Linked DNA regions of Homo sapiens: region 2 is linked to region 1. A link is a loop called in an ENCODE intact Hi-C map of the cell type or tissue named here. Cell type or tissue: mammary epithelial cell. All regions are shown on one strand. Links, peaks and the distances in the headings refer to the core of each region. The heading gives the core; the rest is flanking DNA.

Region 1 (8,448 bases), core at 154-8,153:
ATGGGCCAATATAACAATTTCTATTAGTGTACAAATAAAGTCCATGGTACTCATTTCTCTTGAAATACAACATTAAATGAATATGTTTCAACAATGTCAAAGAGGGAGAGAGAACGAAAGGGAAATTCCAGTGATTCAGAACTTTAGACTTAGGAAATTAAAAAAAAGAAGAAGAAAAAAAAGGACACTTTTCTTGATGGAATGTGTTTCAATTGAAAACCGAATCAAAACTCATGGTAGCGGCTGTGGATTCTTTAGACAGATGGTGTCAACAGACCAGTCGATTAGTCAGCTTGGCAATAGAAGGATAGATAGTTTTACGAAATGCCACCAAACTCAATATACGAAAAAAAGAAAGAGGCATGAATTTGTACTCTGATACTTGATCCTGGTTACTGCATGGTTTGTAAAATAGGCTACTCTTGTCACCAGCAGTTTAGAGTTTCCTCGTTAGATTTTCATAGAAATGGTTCTCAGAACACAAAGCCAAATCCCAGAAGGGACAGCTGGGTTTAACAGGTGAAGAGATCACATCTAATGGTTTTTCTATCCAAGTCCCTCTGCTGATTTTCTTTCTTGTTTTCATACCTAATATAAACTAACAGTATCTATTCCTATTTTTCAAAGATATATCATTTGAGAATGGATAAATGAAGACAAGCAAATATTGTACCCCAAATTTAAAAGTCCCTATTTATAAATACAAATACAATAATTTAATTTTTGGTTGCTCAAGGTAAAATTCTATATTAGATTACATTTAGTCAAGCTAAAACTAGTGTTCAATAATTTTTTCCCCAAGAGCCTAAGACCATGTCTACTAATGCTGCCAAATTAAATCAGAGCCAGAAAGTTTAATTTGATTAGTAATTTTCCTGGTGAGTTTGGGGCCCTTCTAATGTAAATTAGAATTTTTATTAAAATGGGAATGAAAGCAGGATACTGAGCCCTACAGAGAAAACAGTTGGTTAAGGAAACGGGTCCTGCCTCTAAAAAGTCTCTTAGACTAATCTCACTCTTATATCTTCAATTTATACTTAAACTAAAATATCTTCCACACCAGCTCTGACAGTAAAAGCCAGTTAAGTGTACATGCTAATTAGCTCTGAATATATCATAGCATGTGAAAGATTATCTCCTATGTTCATGTCTTTGCTTACATATAAGGGGAGTTTGATCAGATAAAATAACTTTGGTAACAATTTTATCAGTGGTTTCATAAAAATAAAGCCAGTATGCCTTCCTGAGAATATTGAGAGAGAATATTGAGGGCACAGTGGATAAAAAGAATGAGAATTGGTTCTTGGAGAGACTCTCAATTCTGCCATTTAGCTAGTTGTGTAAACCTGGGTGACCAGTTTCTTAACCTTAGTTTCCTGGTTTTAAAAAAAGGGAGAGGGGATAACCACTGAGAGGAAATGAAAGATAAGGTAGAAAAGACTTAGTAGAGCCAGACATAAAAACAAGCTTTTAATAAGTTTCTTTTCAAAGCTAAAGTTTTTAGATCACAAATTTCTAGACAGCAAATGAGCAATGTTGAGGTCAAGAAAAAACAGTTGTTGAATATGTGATTACATAAGCACTGAAATTAATTCGTCCACCTCTTCCATAGCCCAAGGTATTCTGCAACAAATACAAAAAGGAAGAAAAAAGTACCAACTCTTAAGTGGTGAACATAATTATGTTTCTATATTCATGTGATATTGCAGACCATTATTTCCTAACATTCAACTTTGATCCTGAAAATGCTTTACTTGGTTTAAGGCAGCATAAAGACCTTTACTCAACAAATACTTAAAATATACAGCATAACGTAAAAGTCAGCCTAATTTTGTTCTTTTGTTAATTGTGTTCTTGTTTTTGTGTTTTCTAAATCCTAAGTTTAATCAGAATTGGTTCTTCATTCTATTAATAGGCTATGGCATCGAATAAGTGCTAAGCAAAACAGACTCAGTGCAATACACATGTTAGAACTGCTCCAGAAAGCGCAGTCTCAAAATCAAGAGCAAAGAATTAAGGCACAGTACTGAGAAATAACAGTGGCAAGAAAAAAATGGATCTTCATCCTATACTATGCAACTGAGACTCAGGGTCATCCTGCATCCCAAAGTTCAGACAGGAGCAGTTACCTGAAGAATAGAGGAAAAGGATAAAGTAGCCCTAAATCATGTAGTTTCATTAGTACTGTTAGTGCCCACCCACTTCTTGAGCCTGACCTGAGGCTGTCTCCACTGTGCCGGTGAGTCTTTGCGCTTATCAGGAACCTATGAGACTGGAGATCCCTCAGGATTCCAGCCTTCTGTCTGCCCAGATTTACATGCAGCCTATATTTTCGGACAGAGCTTCTGGCTTAAGGCACATAACAAGCCAATTCTTACCTTTATGGTACCCCACAAACCCCTCACTAATTGTCAACAAACTCTTGGCCCTTTTCTGTCTCTCTACAGCAGCATTTGCCCAATTTTAGTTCTATCTCAATCCTATGCTGATTCTGTATTTTCATCAGTAACTAACTGAACCTATATACTATATATACAGCTATTCCTTTTTGAAGTCTTTCTTCACTTAATATAACCAAGGGTGTATTCCTTCATTGTGAGAACACTAATAATGAGTCCAGCAATTAAAGCACATGAGATAACCCTATGCATAAGAGAGCAAAAACAATATATTAATTTTCTCCAAAACGTCTTTAAAGACCACTATATATGGTTGCCATGTAAACTGCACAAATTATAGCAAACCTACGTATTACCTCCTTACATTTCAATGATAAAATCAGAACTTTGTGTAACACCAAGTGCCATTTTCTTTAAATTTCTTCATGCTATTTGAAAAGGGGATTCAACTAGAACTTTAAAACAAAACTCAAAATTGGTAAAACAAAAACAAAAACAAGAACAAACAAACAAAAAACACTTCTTTCTCTTGTAAAATAACTATGGCCATTTAAGCAGAATATTTCCAATTTTCTACAGATTAAATCCCAAACCACTTACCTTGTCAGTTAAAATCATCCACAACCTCATCTCAGTCTATCTTTTTAAACCTCAATTCCCACAGTTTTCCTCTAATTTAGAAAAATCAGATTACTCACTGAGATTCCCACATGCTTTGCTTTTTACTCACACACTTCCCTCATCCTAGAATTTCCTTTTCTTTCCCATTACTCTCCTTTTTACTCTCTTCTTCAAGATATATGATTAATTAAAATAACTTTTTCTGGCTTGAAATGATTTCTTCCTGAAATGTTTTAAATCATTTTCCTTTGTTCTCTGGAATAATTACTTAAATTGAATAGAATATTTATTTTCTTCTCTCAAACAGCAATGTAACCTCCTTAAGAACAGGAACAGAAATTTTTACATTTTCATATTCTAACTGTAGCAATTAGCAAAGGATCTTGATTCAAGCAGTCAATATATATATAATATATATTTTAAAAAAAAAGATTATTCCGTAAGCTACACTGAAAAGAAATAATGGAAAGTATAAAGGAAACTAACCATGAGAAAATAAAATCTCCTGATCCACCTAGAAATATATACCACAATGTTAGTGTCACACATTTGGAGGTTCCTTACTCCTACTCACTGAGGTATGCACTACTGCTCACACTGGTAATTAGGATCACTTAGGACCTTACTGAAACTCTCACCAGTCTCTGTAGGCTGAGAAAAACTACTTAACAGTCTATTAATGTTTTTAATATCTATATAGTAAGCTGTTTTAATGTATATAAATGAATTTAAAAATAATTATAATAGTGCCATCTAAACTGGCAAGACAAAATGTCCTGCTAATTATTTTTAAACATTACCAACACATTAACCATAAACTGCATGTATTCAAATCTGCAATATGCAGCTCCAGAATCTTAGTTATTTTTGCTCTTTTTTCAAATACAGAAGAGTCTCAGTCTAGTTAGTTAAAGATTTCAAAAATTATCAGATTGAATTGACTGTAGATGATATTTTGATTTCAGATTTACACATTATAAATGACCTATTGGTTCACAGATTAAAAAAACCAGTAAACATATATGCTTCCATCTAGTGGCCAATTCAATTAACCAAGGTAGTGGGGGGATGGAGAAATGAAGAGGGAAATCCATGTGTAACTTGCAATCTCCTTTCAACCAAATAACCCTGTCCTCCTTGGACCAAGTTTCTAGACTAGGTGTCTTCAGTTTTTACTTCTTCCATAGACTGCTGCTTTACATTTGTTTGAAATGCTGAGAAATGACAACACTGGTATTAATAATACTAATGGCGACAGGCACTTTGGGAGTCCTTATTGAACGCCAGGCACCACACACAGTATTGCCCATATTATCCCTAAGCTTCACAGTGACATTATAAAGTAGGTAATATTATCCTCATCTTGAAGGTAGAGAAACCGAGACTCAAAGAGGTGAAGGACTTTCCCTAATGTCCCATACTAGTTAGCAGCACAGGGATTCAATTCACATCCAGGTCTAGTTCTGCTGGTGCAGAGCCTTGTACTTTTTCCATAATATTCTGCACGATTAAAAGGAAGTACAGTATATAAAAAAGAAGTAAAGGGCCAGATGATCCTAAAATAGATCTTCGCTCTCAATAATGAAAATCTGACTTTACTTAAACTGAATGAGTTAATTTTAAAGTTCTGTAGACTGTATTCCCACCATCTCCCTCCCAGCTGAGGTCAGATACAGCTAGAAATCTATTCTCCAACTATTTACAAACCTCCTTATCAACATTAGTACTCTTCAAGTTCTGACATCTCCCTTCAGGGCAGAAGTATTTATTTAATTATCAAGTACAGCTTGAGGAACATCAGGCTCTTATTCATGGTTAAGTAATTAAAAACGGAAAACACATCACCAAGTGCCTAATATATGCAAGTATGAATTGGTTCAATTGGTGAATGTTTCCCCAGACTGCATTTGTTTCTTATGGACGGGTGCTGTGTTCCTGTCCATGCCTCATGGCTTTCAGGGTTTGCTAATTAGTGCTTTCCTAATCCCATTCAGAAAACTAGAGCAAGTTTGTGCCATTCCCCTTCCATAAATGAGTGGTCACTGAGATTAGGTCAAGCCAGCTCAGCCTACAATAGCATCCTTAATCAGCCAACGTGAAATAAAAATGAGGAAAAAATCCGGGCTTTTATCTCACACTGTCTTTGGAGCTAATTAAAATGCACAGGCTCTTCCTGCCGTTACAACCCTGCTGTTCCATACACTAATAAGGCAACAAAAGGTGCTGAAAGCAATGGACTGAATAATTGTTGAAATTTACAGTCCCTTTAAGGAAACTGTTAAAAGATTTCTGTCTCCTCAGCAATGTAGATAAAATTCTGACAAAGTATCACTAAGTAAGATCTCTCACATTTATATTAAGAATCTCAGAGATTTGGGGAAACTTAGGATACTATAAATTGATGACTGTTTTTCCTGACACTGTTTTACTTCTTTAGCTTTCAACCCCCTTTACTAACCAAAGAGTTAAAACAACACTATGTTCATTGAAATCTGTCCCCAGAGTGCAGAGGGAGCTCTGCTGTTTTAAGGGGGTCTATGAAAGCCCCCTGGCATAAGAAACAAAAAGGTGGGAGGGGGAAGTGAGAGAAGACAGGATGCGGGCAGAAGGAAAGAAAATGAATACACACACAAACACACACACACACACACGAGATCTACTTGGGCTCACACCCTTCCTAGTCATTTTACCCGCCAAAAATAAATCCTTAAATTAATAATCAACAGTAATAAAACTGCTTTCTAAAATAGAAAAAGCTTTTGATCTTCCTGTTCCCTGCCTCAGGGTATTCCTTATATTTATTAAAACGCACCTTGAGCATGTTACAAGTAAAACAATAATTTCCTACACTTTAATACATGTACAAGCATATAATTTAAGAAAACATTTGCCGAGGGACACCATATGTTCCAAACACATATATTCAATTAAATTAATGTTATAATTATATTTAAAAATCAATACATTAAGTAAGAATTCAGCATGTTCAAAGAGGCACATTAGCCCAAAACTGTAATTATAAGAAACTGACCTACCTTTCTAAGACTGAGCAGGATGTTAGATGTCTGGACAGATGGTAAGGATTACAATCACCACTCCTTGCCTCCTGTCCCACATGTACCTCAAAAACATCCATACGAACAACATACAAACTTTCATCTGTGTTTGGCATAATGTCACCATGCCACAGCATTATGAAAACTTCAAGAGGAATCAACTACTTTCATGAACCTACACAAAAACTCTAAATATTTTAAAAATATAAATACACAAGGTTACCATTTTAATAAAGCATTCTTTTCCAACAGGAGAATATTCTTTATACCAAAAACTTAAATATCTTCTTGACTATCTTCATCACAGGTTTCCACATGTAAAATTGCTGTTTCTCTGAAGTCTGATATTCATTTAACACAAACACCGTAACAATAACTACTAGTGTTTGTAGCATAGGAAACTGGTTGAAAGATCTTCAGTTAAAAACACCACCACCACCAAACTTTCCATCTTATGTGGAACTTAGTTTCCTAGGTCTTTTTTCCCCCTTGCTTTGGTATATGTAATTCTATAAACCTCCTCAAAACACTTCAGTCCATGGAAATAAATAAAACTTACACCCCTGGTAAATACAGCTAAGATAACTCATAAAGAGAGATAATATTAACTATGAGGAAATAATTATTGGAAATAACTTGTGAGTTTTAAAAATATTTTAATTTAAACTATAAACTACTACCAACATCCAAACTGTTGTTACATTCTAAGTCATCAAAGTCAGAGGATGATGACAGTCATTCGTATAAAACATGGGATATGTGTTATATGTGTTAACTTAATAGTTTCAGCAAGATATGAAATAGATATTACTGTTTCATCCATTATAGAAATGAGAAAACTGGAGCATAAAATGTTTAAAAAAATTCGACTTTCCCAAGCTCACATGGCTGGTAATTGGGCATTGAGTATGCATACTTAATCATATGCCATTCTACATAATTAAATAAATTATAGTATATTACAGTTTATTTTATAGTACCCTAAATAATAGTAATGGTTCACATTTATAAAGGGTCATAGACTATGAATGTTAAGATCTTACACAAATTCTCATTTAAATCTTTCAAAAGCCCATTACCATCACCCTCTTACATGACTATCAACCAGCATCTCAAATAACAAAGAAATGCCCCACATTCACTACACAAAACTCAGGAAGCAGTAGCACTTATGTCTACATTAAATACTGAACTTCTTGTTTTAATTGTGGTAAAAAACATAATATGAAATTTACCATCTTCATCATTTTTAAATAGACAATCCAGTAGTGTTAAGTATATTCACATTACTGAGAAACAGATCTCCAAAACTTCTCTTAATCTTGGAAAACTGAAACTCTATATACTCATTAAACAACTCTCCCTTTTCCTCTACCCTTAAAGTAGTACCAGGGCTCAGAGAACAATACCCGAAGTATAGCACTTTGTCACACTGAGCACTTTTGGATTAAAATAAATTGGAAGGGCTTGAAGGCCGCCTCAGAACCAAGGACTTCCCAGCCTTCTCTCATTTCTCCGCTCCCATCCCCTGGCCCCTGCCAACACACACACACACACACACACACACACACACACACAAAAACACACCCACAGTGAGGGACTTTCCCTAGAAATTCCTGAATCTGAGAAAAACTTCTTCCCAATGAAATCCAACTGTCTTAAAACCCCCACTGCAGGAATCTCATAAAAAACAGAAAAGATTAACCACCCAAGAAGAAAAAGACTAAAAGTTGTTGCCACATCCAGACAGCCTTGTTCTGTATTCTACTGAGGGCAGCTCCCAGAGGTTACCTGGGAGACATTATCTGCATAATTAGACAACCTTTGTTCACAGGAAAGTTCTACCTCTTGCCTTTCCAAAAGTTGTCATCACCTCCCGCAAGAGCTCTGAGGACATTTGTCCCAGGCAATCCTGTGTTCTTTCGGCTCACTGATTTCTCCTAATAATCATTTACTACCCCTCGGAATTACCTACACCCCAATTCCTTCTCCTTTATGAAGAGGGGTATATAAGTACCTAAATCTCATTGGATTATTGAGTAATCACTCTCCTATGATTTTCCCGCCTGCATATTAATACCTTTGTAAGCCTTTTCTCCTGTTAATCCATCCATTGTCAGTTAATTACAGTGAAGCTTCAGAGAGGACAGGGGAAGTGTTCCCTTCACTCCTACAGTATTCAAATAATGAGCATTTTTGCATCATACACACGTCTATAAACAAACACACATACATCCCACCAAATGCTAGTACTGGGTTTAAAATTGCATTTTGCTTTAGGAAAATAATATCTTAAAATTATAGAAATATCAGAGATGCTGACTTAAAGTCATTTACATTGTAAAAGTAAGCCCCATAGCTGCCTTTTTGTA
Region 2 (8,448 bases), core at 308-8,307, 55 kb after region 1:
GACTTAGTTATCCCCTTTTTCCTAGTGAAAAATGAACCATAAAATTAAAATAATTTTTAAAAAGTCATCATCTCTTATGCTTTACTGATTGAAGAAGTAATATCATTATTTTTTGAGATTAGTAATTTTGTCGCTTTAAAAAATCAGATATTTATCTGGAAAACCCATCTGTCTTAAATAATGGTGAATATTTATCAGTTTATTTTAACTTATACTGGAATGTAGAGAACACTTGACAAAGTCTAATTAATAAACCACATTGTCCACTACACTACATTCTCTGATCTTGCTCCCCTTAATATTTTCCAATAATAGTAACTTAAAAGTTGGCAATGCATACAGAGATGTTTCTTTAGACGTGTATATTTCCTAGAATATCATTAAATGTGCTTTAAAGGTAGAAGCTATGTGATTAAAGCACGAGAACACAGTTTGAAGAATTTGCCATTTGGCCCATACTTCCCCTGGGTAACTCCAATTTATCTTTTAAGTTTCAGATCAAAGTCTCTTCCTCAGGAAAGCCTACCTAGACCTGCCATTTTCAGCCTTTCTTTACATATCAGATTTCTGTGTGATGATCCTAGAACAACATTGACTATTTCTCCATAGCACTGATCACAAATAATTGCTGTAAAAATATATCTCTTAAGCCTGTCTCTTCTGTACATCTTGTAAACGCAACAGTGGAAGTAATGACTTGCTTACCAATGGTATTTTCTCTCTTCCCAAAGTACATTAAGCATTGTTTTGTGTTGGCAATTTTGTGTAGTATACTAAGTTTTGAAAAACACTTAGCTAGACAAAAAGTATGATCAAGAAGAAAGTCTATTTGCAGATTGCAGATATCTGGGCATTCATGCTTTTGGCATTTCATCTAACTATCCATTTCCTAATGGAAACCGGCAATTGCTAAAAAGTTTACTCCATTTCAGTATTTTCAACTAGGGGTGATTCTACCCCCTTACTGTAATCCCTCCCCATTGACATTCTGCAATGTCCAGAGACATTTGTGGTTGTCACAGCTGGGAAGAGGAGTGGAGGAGGTGGTGAGAAGGTGGTATAGGCATCTGGTGTGTTAAGGCAAGGGATACTGCTAAACATCTTCCATTGCATAGGACAGTCTCCCTCTCACAACAAAGAATAAGCTTGCCCAAAATGTCAATAGTATCTAGACTGAGTAACTCTGCTCTAGTTAAACTTTAATATACACTGGGGAATGTTTTGGTTTATGTAAGGATTATATAAGATGGTGGGCATGTACCTTATGATTTGGGTACAGTTAGGCTCTAAAGTTATTAGTCAAGCAATGCTGTACCTACTATATGGGAGAGTACTGTAAATATTTATTATAAAATTCTATACAAACATCTTCAAAGCATTACTAAATGCTTATACATCTTCATAAAGAAAATGCAATTACATTCTTCTAATATGTTGTCATCTAGAGCTTTATATAAAGAGGCAATCTTTTTCCAATATGTTATTTATTTATTTTTTTGAGATGGAGTCTCACTCTGTCGACCAGGCTGGAGTGCAATGGTGCAACCTCAGCTCACTGCAGCCTCCACCTCCTGGGTTCAAGCAATTCTCCTGCCTCAGCCTCCCAAGTAGCTGGGATTACAGGCACGCACTGCCACACCCAGCTAATTTTTGTGTTTTTAGTAGAGACGGGGTTTCTCCATGTTGGCCAGGCTAGTCTTGAACTCCTGAACTCAGGTGATCCACCCGCCTCTGCCTCCCAAAGTGCTGGGATTACAGGCGTGAGCCACCATGCCCGGCCCCAATATGTTATTTACCTTCATGCATACTTGAATTCAGTAGGGTAATAAAGGTGATATGTGATGGTAAGGCAGAGTGCACCATTGAATCGGCATGGACACTTAGCTAGATGTAAGCTATTGAGAGTTAATCAAAACATTTATATGGTGATAATTTCTAAATGCTACCCAAGTTTACATGATGAAATGAGAACTAACAAAATTTTGCTTTTGTGTGGATGTGGCTTTGAATGAGTACAGTAAATATAGTCTATTGATATGTTTCAGTGTCTTGTTAGTCATTATTGAATATATATGTGTACTTTGAGATTTCTCCAGGAAAAAAACCACATGAATAACATGTATTATTCCTCTTCCAGTGATCTACAAGATAAAGGAATATCTCAGGCAACTTAAAAGTTAGTTTACTTAAACTTGCTCTTTGGAGCAGGAAAAATAAAATGCTTAGGTGCATATGTAGAATAATAACGAAGCACAATGTTCATTTCTAAAATGTGTAAGTGGGTAAGAATACAAATGTCCATCTCTGTCACTGACTAGCTGGGTGATGGTGGGTAAGTTTCTTAATATCGCTAGCACCTATTCTTTTTATATTAAGTGAAGAGCATAATAGTTCTCCCCTTCTAGGGGTTTTGCAAGGATTGAAACAAGTAATACACATAAAGCGCTTGTAACGGAATTAGCAATCATCAAACATTAATTGATTATTATTATTGTGATTTCATCGTGAAAAAGAAAGCTCAAGATTAAGTTTATAGTTAGTAGTAGAAAACTGAACACTTTTTCAATTAATAAGGGAAGTCATATAAAGATTGTTGCTTAAAAGATTGTTCAGAAAACCATAAACACAATTTATAACACTTCTACATACAGTACTCTTCTAAATAATTCAATTTGATTTTATTTAGGGAGTTTGCAATTAATATAGTATTTTTAAAACCCAATACTCTTAAACAATAGTGAGATGGACACACAGGCTTATATAGGGTATGAAGCCAAAAAAATGAAAAGGACATATTCAATGTATATACTTATGTGTCATGAAATGAGCTTTCTAAATGCTTACCTATTTGTGTGTAGATAAGGCTTAAGAGAGGGAAACAATAGCTTCTAGAATGAAAGAATCATAGTTGTTTAAAGCTAGGAGGTCCAGACATTCCCTGACCTTATAACAACGATATGTATTGAGCAAATTATTTTTTAATACACAATACAGGGTACATAATATCTTCAGAACTAATTTAACATTGAGAGAAAATATTACATTGTTCTTTAAATTAGATTTTTATCAAGATTTTTCTTCCATTGCACATTATACTAAATCCCACATAGTTTTTGAGAAATAGATTTCATTTGTCCATCATAAAATGATTTAAAAATGAAAAATAATATAATAAATTTAACTTAATAAATTAAGTTTAGAATGGGTATACTAATGGATGCTTAAAGTAAGTACCAGTAAACCATTTATTTGCAAAAACTTAAGATGAGAAGTTTTCTTTTAGCTCAGATAATTCACTTACTACCCTTTATGAAATGGCAATAGAATCTCTCTCTATAGAAACTTCTTGAAAAATACAAACATTTGTAGTTTTTGAAATGTTCTCTAAAGATTGGATAACATTTACCACTATGCTATTTCCTAGTTTTTTATTCATGTACCCGTGGACTAATTTCAGATAATGAGTTCACTATAGTCATAATAAATTATCAAAAACATAAATCAAAAACTCAAGGGGTGCACATACACATACACATCCTATTGAAATAGAAGTTGATAGCAGGTCTCTTTAATTTATGTTCTTATCTGTTCATAGCAGAAAATCCCTCCCCTATGAAATGTTTCAATTGGTTGAGGATGTTTAGTACACAATGCTCTATTGCCCTCTGCTGGCTGGAAAATGAGAAATAAAAACTTCTGTTCATTAACTAGATGGGACCTTAGAAAATTAAATATGGAAGATGACACAGCTCAAAATAATAAAACAATATATTAGAGTGGTAGAACATTAAAACATGAATTTTAAAAAATATTCTCACAAATTTCAAAACTCCTAAGATTTTAGTTTTTGTATTAGCTGAAAAGTTGATTATTTTACATAAACCTAAACACTCATTAATTCAAGATAATACAATTACATAATTTTAAAGTGATAATTGCAAGTCTCATAATTGTCCAGGAATTCTGGGGATTTTCCAACAAGATATGTATGGTCCAATTGTTGGCACATTTGTGGAATATTTTTATAATATTATGATGTCTCTAGTGTGTTTATTTCTTTAAAGTAATACTTCTACCTAGTTGAAAGAATATTCTTAGCATTTTTACATAAAATTTAAAGAGTTATTTACCAATTAGAGTGACTTATTTCACATTTTTCATTCTCTGTTGAAGCATTCTTTATATATGATTCACACATCACTGAGGAAAACCAACATTGTTATATAATGGTGTGTAAATTCTTTAATGAAAACAAAAGTGATAATGCCCCAAGGAATACAAAATGCATACAGCAATTAATCCACCTGGTTTGATTTTACCACTACATGCTGCTTTAATGCTTGATTACATTTATTTCAAAAAGATTTCTAAAGAATATCCTTATCATCCAGGGCAGAAGATACAGACTTTATCATTAGGGTGGCCTTGCTGGTTTTTCTAAAATGCACTTGGGTTAAAAGTTTAAAGCAAAGCTGTCATTGTTTTTTCAAAATCTTGACTGGTATTCTGAATTTGTGATTTATTTTATATTTTCAATAGTTCATCTCAGCTACAATATATATTAAAATACTCTGGTCTTCATTTCTCAAAGTGCTTTTTCTGGAGCATTTGTAAAACTCGAGCCATGGTTCTTTGAAATAGGATTTTATCCCACCGGCTCGACCTTCTTATTCTACCCTCAGAACTAGTGTCTATTACAAATCAGGAGCATAATTTTTCACTATGGCTTCCCTGCCAAAACAACTGTCAATCCTTTCAAAAATTTCTGGAGCAAATAGTGCTTTATAATTTACTCTAACTACCTCTGATCTAGATTGTATTCACATCTCAAACTCTCCAAGAATGTATTTTCAGTCAAATCTTTAAATCTCTTGAGGCCTTTGGTTCTCCATAAACAGAGGAAAAAGTTTCATCCTAGAAAATACTATTATTATAACAAAATGATGTAAACATATTTTTTTACTTCCCAATTCACAAGTGAGGTTTAAAAAGATGCCCTTTGCCTTTACAGTTATTCATATTTAATACTCAGAATTTTTTACAGTTTGTATCTTAAGACTCAGGAACATAGAAAAATGAGATTCACAGAGATGAAAAACGTCTCCACATTTACACAGGATGGCCTGTTAGTCAGAAGCCAGGTCTGCCTGACTTCTGGTGCATGGTCTTTTTATGACCCTTTGTAGTCTCTGGGAGTGAAGAACGAAGGAGGGAAACCATTTGTATTAGAATTATAAAGTGATCATGCCCTTTGATATAGTATTTCCAACTCTAGGAAGCTAAGGAAATATTTCATATATAGTAAAAGATGTCTATGGTGGTATTAAAACAACGTGGGAATAAAGAGGATAAAACTAGAAGAGGTCTAAATTTCTAATAAAATAACAAAGAACTTAACAATGGTATGTTATTAAATTGAATATTACAGTCATTAAAAATAATAACTGGGAGCTACTTGAAAACTTATGAGTTGCTTAGGATAAAATTAGCAATCTAAATCTTACATTTTATGTAATTAAAATGGAATACATAAGTTTATAGGTAGTGACAAAAAAGGTGTCCTGTGTGTTATTGGGTGAAGGAAGTTGTGAAGCAATAACATAAAATCCAGGATACCACATTAAAAAATAATATATATGTCCTAGAATATGTGAGCCCAATTTTGTGTAATATATATCAACTTTGTTGGTGAAACAGACAATAAAACCAGTAATTTTTAAAGTATATATTTCCATACTATTTAAGTTTTACAGCATGTGTTACTTTTAGAATAAAAATAAGAAAGATACAATATTTACAGAGTTACTAGAGTTATGTTGAAATACACCAAAATAGCAATCGTTGGTATCTTAGTGTGAGGAATATATATTTTTATTTTCCTAAATTTAAAATGTTTTCAGTATGTTTATATTTATTTTTATTGAAAAATATAAAATGAGTATTATAATAATAATTAAAGCTCTTTTCAACTTTTAAGTCAAGTCTCTTCTATTTCTTCGTTTGGAGAATTTTTATGAGAACTATTGTTTTACTTTCCTATTTTTGCAGTAGGCAGCAGGCGCTATTCATAAGTAACTCCCTCAGGTAGGTCTGTCACTTTTACGGATCTAACTTACTTTGTTAATTTCTATGGAAATGTTAAAATAGAAAGCTGGCTTGACTGAATTATTGACGATATCCATGAAAGAATAATGAGAACTGGGTGAGGTGGCTCATGCCTGCAATCCCGGCACTTTGGGAGGCCCAGGCAGGAGGATCACTCGAGGCCAGGAATTCAAGACCAGCCTGAGCAACATAGTGAGACCTCATCTCTACAAAACAAAAAAAACAATTAGTGGGGCATGGTGGTGGTGAATGTTTCTAGTCCCAGCTACTCTGGAGGCTAAGGTGGGAGGATCACTTGAACTTGAACCTGGAAGATTGAGGCTGCAGTGAGCCAAGACTGTGCAACTGCATTCCAAACTGGGCAACAGTACGAGACTTTATCTAAAAAAAAAAAAAGCATTAATAAGAAAAAGATTACCATATCATTCTTTTAATTGAAAATTCCCCAATTTCCAAAAGAAGTAACTTGAAATTTAGCTTTTGTTAAACAACTCGAAAACTTGTTTACTGCACAAACAAAACTATCTGGGACCATTAAAAGTGTTTAACTAAAGGACTCCACAGTTTTCAAGCATCTCAAGTTATTTAGAGATATGTTAACTTATAATTAATATTTTAAAAAACCATCTGTTTATGTACTTATTAAATATCTTCTTTAAAATTGATGAGGCAACATGTTCATCTCTTTATAATATAACCACAATATTTAGAAATTGCAACAAATTTTGACATGGGTTAACAAATTAATCTAACTTAATGGGAGTTTTCTATAGAACTAGAACAAGATATCAAAGTTTATGTCCTTATACCTCGCTTTCTAAATGTTTATAAACATAAAAAGGTTAATCTTTTTCTCTTTTTATTTTCCTCATCTTCTCTTTCTTTTCTCTTCTTTACAAGTCTGTAAATAAATGATCATTTATATAATCAGTATATTTTATCTTTATTTGGATGAATTTTGCCTTAAATAAAAAGCAAGTGATGTGAATTTATTCATCTTTTCCTTTCCACTTGATAACCACTGGTCTGGTTCTCTGTGGCAGAAAGAGCTAAATATTAACTTGCCTTAATTTTAACATTGTGTCAGACAGAGTAGAATATATACTGCCTTTCATATATAAACATCTTTTAAGTCTCATATCCAAAGAAATACTTGCTTTTGGAAGGAATCTTTATGTAGATGGTCTTACACAAATTTATTAAAACCACAAACACTTTATATCACTAAGATATAAATCAGATAATGATGTCAATATGTTCATAAGAATACAAGCATAGTAAAATTATCAGTTTCCTTTATTCTTCCTTTCTGGAAAAAAAAAGAGATATTGACTGGGAGTTTTATAATGACCCAAAGTAAAGAAGGTCTCTGTGTGCCTCAAATTCGATATTTTAAGTTGAAGTCAGCTGTTAAGAATTACTGAATTATCCAGGGCAGAATCTGGGGTATGGCTCACATTACACTATGCTGGATATGAAAAGTTGAACACACAAGGGGTGAAAACTTTTCAGTGATTAAAAAGTCCTGTGGGATTGAATTTTTAGATTCCAGAGCAGCACATAAAGAGAAATGTTGCAGATTCTCGAGTTCTCATAGCAAATTGTGTCTATAAATCGATGACGTGTTTCTGAGGAAACCTAACAGGATGGCTCTAAAGAGTATATATAAAATTTCTTTCAGTTCTCATGGGAATGAAAATTAAACCTTATGGATGAAAACAAATACCTAACAAAGTTGAGAAACTGATCACATCTAGATTTCAAGCAGACTAGCAAATAGGGTGGACACAGTTGGCTATTTCACATATTTTCTCATTTGTTATCCTTTGAAACAAAATTTATTGATGCTTTCAGAATTAATTTTAATTAACCAAATGTGTTTCTTAAATATTCTAGGTATTCGTTAGAATACAATGACACTCATCAAGGGCTTCTCTGTATGAATATACCATGATTTCTTCAGCCTTATTACCTATATTTCAAATAATTCCTCTTCCATTTCATTTTTATTCTCCTCTGAACCATTACTCCTTATAAATGCAACTGACATCTAGTGAAACACCATCAATTAGTGGTAACTTAGGATATGTAGACATTGTTGATTTAGCCATGTTACCCCAAGATCAATATTAGAAAGAGATTCTGTTATTCACTCAAATATTCTTTTTTGATGTCAGAAGGAATAAATATTCATAAAACTTGTTGCAGAATTTCCATATATTACTAAGGGATTTTATGTTTACCATGAAAATTGTTCAGAAGCCATGCTGCTAGATATAGTCGGCTCTTAATGTGCAAAAGTGTGTGAGGAAGTGTATTTGTATGTTTAACTTCAAGAGAAAT

Evidence for each region. A loop is a pair of places that touch in the nucleus more often than their neighbours do. Peaks named below come from ENCODE experiments on the same cell type or tissue, not always from the same donor. Only the 100,000 strongest peaks of a DNase experiment are listed, where the experiment ranks them.
Region 2: it touches region 1 in a loop (10-fold over the local background); 5 of 110 quality-filtered maps call a loop at or near these places.

Annotation. Positions count from the first base shown.
Region 1 is chr3:78,974,172-78,982,619 of GRCh38, forward strand. All of the region lies in intron 3 of ROBO1 (roundabout guidance receptor 1), which reads right to left. Among named protein-coding and RNA genes, the nearest start is that of MIR3923, 530 kb to the right of the region's middle. In mammary epithelial cell, for the core only: a CTCF peak has its summit at 4,058 (motif pointing left); no DNase peak of the experiment used is centred there; H3K27ac peaks cover 907 bases.
Region 2 is chr3:79,029,242-79,037,689 of GRCh38, forward strand. The region is part of intron 3 of ROBO1 (roundabout guidance receptor 1); the gene reads right to left. Among named protein-coding and RNA genes, the nearest start is that of MIR3923, 470 kb to the right of the region's middle. In mammary epithelial cell, for the core only: a CTCF peak has its summit at 3,660 (motif pointing left); no DNase peak of the experiment used is centred there.